2 separate regions of the Homo sapiens genome follow, and region 1 is linked to region 2. A link is a loop called in an ENCODE intact Hi-C map of the cell type or tissue named here. Cell type or tissue: CD14-positive monocyte. All regions are shown on one strand. Region 1 has its middle 12 kb from the start of AIM2. Region 2 overlaps CD1D (CD1d molecule).

Region 1 (2,500 bases), 900 kb after region 2:
TTTTTTGCATAATTAAAAATTTTTCAGTTTATTCTTGCTTCTTTCCTGTTTCTCATTTAACAAAGTAGATGAAGGGAAATTACAAAATAGTGGAAAGATTTAATATAACTGGTGATAAGTTGAGTCTCTAGGTGGAACATCGGGTGGACAGAAAAAGAGGAAGAGGCATAGATGAGGCACAGGATGCTTTTGATGTTATCAGGCCTGCTTGAGGTCTGGGGGTGACTGAACTGCCTCTGGAAAATGGCTTTGAGGTATGTGACTGTGAGATGTGAGACACAGAAGTTATGTCTCTGACACTTGGATCCTACATCTTCCTGAACATGTGGCCAAGAAGTTTTTTCAATAAAAGAACATGCCTTAGAACCATGAGAGGAAGGAATGCCAGGATTCAGGAGCTGCATGAGTCAGCTGGGCCCGATGTTTGCTGCTTCATAATGCCAAGGGCATGACTTACAGCTTCAGTCTGGTTTTCCCCAATTCAATATCAAAACATATGCCTCCATGGAGGCAAATGATGTTCCTCCACCAAGAACCAGCTTCAATGAAACTGCAGTGTCTAAGTAACTGCAGCTTTTTCTTTCTATGTATTGATGTCTGACATGATTTAAATATTTGTCTCCTTCAAAACTCGTGTTGAAATTTAATCCCTGATGTGGTAATATTGACAGGTGGGGTCTTTAAGAGGTGATGAGTCGTGAGGGTTCTGCTCTCATGAATGGATTAATGGCTTAATGGACTAATAGCTTATGATGGGGTGGGGCTTGTGGCTTTAAAAGAAGAGGAAGAGAGACCTGAGCTAGCTCACTAAGCTGCCTCTCCATGTGATGCTCTCTGCTGCCTGGGGACTCTGCAGAGTCCCCACAAGCAAGAAGGCCCTCACCAGATGGGCTCCTCAACCTTGAACTTCTCGGCCTCGAGAACTGTAAAAAATACATTTTGTTTCTTTATAAATTACCCAGTTTCAGGTATTCTGTTATAAGCAACACAAAATGGACTGAAACAATGACTAAGAGCAGCTGTGTTCACAGGTATCTCCATTTTCACATTTTAACTTAGTTCATCACCAAACCCATTACATCTTACTTCCCTCCTTCATACTTTATTCAAAGAAAACACTGACGAATTTCTTAAGAAAACTTGGTTAAGGACTGTCATTTGTATGAGATGGAAAAAGAGACCATTTCTGGCAAGTGAGACGAGCTGTGAGCTTCTGACCTAGGTGCTTATAAGCATTATTTCAATTTAATATTCCTAACAATCCTGCAAAGTGAGTACCGTCATTATTCTTATTTTATAGATGAGAAAATAGAGGCTTAGCGGTGTTTGTGAATGGACTAAGGTCATACAATTAGTGAATGGTAGAAATAAGATTTGAACTTCATCTGGTGTAGCCAAAGCACATCCTCCTAAGCACTAAAAAACACTGCCTCCTGGTGGCAAGATGAAGAAGTTCAACTCCATAACCAAAAGGATAAAAACCAAGGTAGATCAGGATAGAAGCACAGAAGGTAGACATAAAGCATGTCACTTGCTTAAAGAAGCCCCTGTGTTGGATTGTTTGTTCAACCCCCTTACCTACAGGCTCCCCTGCTTAGTTTCACTATCTGGTTCTCCCTTAAGAAGTTTCTTTCCTAGTTTCACTCCTTTACTCTCAGGATAGCTGAATGCAAAACCAAACAAACAAACACAGGATCACTCTGCTTAGTTCTTTAAATTATGTACCAGTCAAAACAAAAATGGCCACTCAAAACATGTACCCTGAGTCCCAGAATCACACAATCATAAGAATATACACATGGTTTCCTACGACGAAGTTATTCTTCTAAGCTTTCCATAAATCACTGCTCTTTCATCTCTGCCCTACCTATTCTATCGGTTTTTAGTTCAGTAACTATTTGTTTTCAGTAACTGGACCCTAGACCCTTCAACCAGACAACCAAAGTGCCTATTTTCCCAGCTGCTAGAAGTGTTACAGCTGACACCTGAGTCTGTGTTCCAGGACTGCCCTATGCTGAAGGGAACTGCCTTCCCCAAGGTTGCATCCTTCCATGGAGAAAGCCTGAAGCCAAGGATTTAGGGTCTATGAGGAGGTTCAAGGTCACAGCCTTCTTGCCTCACTTAGGCATAACTAGAGGCCATCCCAGCTCTAGGGTTCCCAGGGGGATTGGCTGCAGCCCTCACTGCAATTTAACTTCTCCCTCCGCCCAACCCAGTTTCCCTCTCTCCTTTATAGGTGTTCCCAAGAGCACCCTCTAATAAACTTCTTGCAGGCAAATCTAACAGTCTGTTTCTTGGGGACCCAACATAAGACAACATTCAACTCTTAACTTCAGTCATATTCACAAATACTGTCACTTTAAATAAAGTGCAGGAATGCAGTGTAAAGATACATACACCAGAAAAAGATGTGACTATAAAGTGCAAAAATATACCAGAATGTAAAAATAATACATGAATTTAAAGTCCATGAATCAGTCTCTCTCGCATACTGCTAGAA
Region 2 (2,500 bases):
TGAAGGCATCCCTTCCTTCCCAAAACGACAACGGCAACAACAACAGTCTCCTTTACTTACAGCTATTAAAAGAGACAATGTAGGGAAAGGGCCAACACCACTTGGGCAAGCATGAGCTGCAGCGATGATGGTGATGGTAGCCCAGCCATGCTGTGTTCTTATCTTAGAGAGGACAGAGCAGGAAACTTACAGGGGTAGCAGACCTTTCTGATGCCAAAGAAATAAGGAGGCCAAAATCATGTTTGCCTAGCTGGGAGGTAAATCTCTTGGCAGTCAGGGTCCCTGAACACCCAGAAAAAATAAGTGAGACTTAACGGTTGGAGAGTGTTTGCTTGAGAAAAGTAACATTTCACACTCTCTATACTAGACTTGCACATATGAATTTAGGATGTGCGTGAAGATTCTGCTAGCTTCAACATATCCCAAAGCACTTGGATATGCCTATAATCCAAGTGCTTTGGGAGGCTGAGATAGGAGGATTGTTTAAGGCCAGGCATTTGAAATCAGCCTGGGCAACATAGTGAGACCCTGTCTCTACAAAAAATTAAAAAACTAGCCACCCATGGTGGTGAGCGCCTGTAGTCCTAGCTACTCTGGAGGCTGAGGTGGGAGGATCCCTTGAGCCCATGAATTCCAGGTTAGTGTGAGCTGTGATTGTGTCACTACAGTGTAAGGATGACAGAGGGAGACCCTGTCTTAAAAAAAAATTATGCTAGCTTTTAAATCAATGGTTCCCAAATTGTAGTAACCTGACCAACAGCCTCAGCAGGACCTGGGAACTTGTTATAAATGCAAATTGTTTTGGGCCTCATCCTATACCCGCTGAATGAGAAACTCTGAGTCTGGAAGCAGGCTCAATAGTCAAGCCCCCTGGTGATTCTGATGCTTAGCTAAAGTTAGAGAACCACTGTTCTTAGACATTGTGCAATGTTATACAACAACTTCCTCAAAGTGCTAAGTGAAAAGGACATTGGCCTGGCGTTAGTCAGGGAAGGCGTCCTGGAGGGAGGGGAATTTGAAGCAGAGCTTTGAAAAACAAAGGCAGTGAGGTGAACCAGCAAGTGCACTGGCTGAGGGGACTGGAGTTCTAGCCTCTGAACCAGTTTCCTCCTGTGCCAAAGGAGGATAATAATTATCTATTATTGATTATCTCCTAGACTTGTGGAGTTCAAGTGTGTAATGCCTTAAAAGATGTGGAGGCTGTTGCTGTGTTTGGTACCACATTGCCCACCCTCACGTGGCGCTCTTCAGCTTAGGTTCCTCTAGCAGTGTCAAGTTTGTGAACCAACCCCACTGGCCTTCTGCATTCTGAGGGCACGTGTGTTAAAGTCTCTACTGATGTCCTTTTGGAAATGCCTCTGCATGAATTTATGGTAGCTCTGACTCATCTTTAAACAATTTTAATTTATTTAGAAAATAAAGGCTTATCTCTCCAGGAAATTTTTTCTTCCTTCAAATAAATACTCAGTTCCAAATATCTCAGAGAATCCTGAGAATTCATTTTAGAACATGTTAATACTCTTTTTATGAGTATCATGTTTCTTACTGAGTGTTGTGCTGATTGTGAATTTATTACCACTCTGCTCCAAATTCATTCTTCATAATAGGCTCAGTGACAATGAACAGAGTTCCTTTAAAAAGTCAGCACATTGTTAAGCTTTTTCAGTAAAGGGCCCCGGAGGGACACAGCAGGAGGAAGGGGCTCTCCTGCAGCTTCCAGCTACTGCGTGGTGGGTCAATGAAGTGGGTGGGAAGACATCCTGTGTGGCGCTGCCTGTGGTCCCTGCCCCTCCAAGTACCCCATTCTATCTGCAGACCCTCGCATCTCCTGTGCTTAATCCACCCACTGCCTGGAGGTTTCCACTGAGCAGTACTTCCTCTGCAAGCCCCTGCCTCAAGCCAGGAGGGTTTCTTCCAGCTTATCTAGCTACTTCAGGCCAGCTTTGGCCTGGGTAAACCTGTGAATGTCTCTGCTACCCAAGGTATGGGACTGAACCATACCTTCTCCAATAAGATCTGCGCCCCAGCCTTGGGGAGGAGTCACACTTCCGAGTTGCTCTTCTTTGGATATTCTCCTTCCACCCTAGGGTTTTTTGCTGAGTTTTCTTACATATTATAATTATTTTCTTATTATGTTTAATAATTCTGTTAAACTTCCTCTGTTAAACTCATGGTGGAGTTTCTATTTCCTGATTGGACTCAGGAGGATACATGTGTCTTCTCAGCTATACACAGAAATCTGTGAACTTTCCAAAGCTACTACTTGAATTTGCTTTTTGCTCATGAGTCTATGGCATGGAGTTGGTTTGCTTTGCTTTGCGGTGTAGCTCTTTCTTTAAGAGCTGAGAATGGATGTTCTTTTTTTGCCAAAACCATCCTCGGAAGTGCCTGCTCCACTTTTTTTTTTTTTTCTTCAATTATTTATTTATTTATTTATTTTAGATGGCATCTTGCTCTGTCGCCCAGGCTGGAATGCAGTGGCGTGGTCTCGGCTCACTGC

The links. A loop is a pair of places that touch in the nucleus more often than their neighbours do. Peaks named below come from ENCODE experiments on the same cell type or tissue, not always from the same donor. Only the 100,000 strongest peaks of a DNase experiment are listed, where the experiment ranks them.
Region 1: it touches region 2 in a loop (2.7-fold over the local background); 2 of 110 quality-filtered maps call a loop at or near these places.

What each region holds. Positions count from the first base shown.
Region 1 is chr1:159,087,958-159,090,457 of GRCh38, forward strand. It overlaps a transcript of AIM2 not described here. Among named protein-coding and RNA genes, the nearest start is that of AIM2, 12 kb to the left of the region's middle. In CD14-positive monocyte, CTCF peaks have their summits at 1,452 (motif pointing left) and 1,652; DNase peaks (open chromatin) are centred at 214 and 424; H3K4me3 peaks cover 909 bases; H3K27ac peaks cover 2,500 bases.
Region 2 is chr1:158,184,988-158,187,487 of GRCh38, forward strand. It overlaps CD1D (CD1d molecule), which reads left to right. Exons shown (of 6, transcript NM_001371762.2): 6 at 1-1,440. Among named protein-coding and RNA genes, the nearest start is that of CD1D, 5.3 kb to the left of the region's middle. RefSeq lists an enhancer at 702-1,215. In CD14-positive monocyte, no CTCF peak of the experiment used is centred here; a DNase peak (open chromatin) is centred at 964; H3K4me3 peaks cover 1,923 bases; H3K27ac peaks cover 1,964 bases.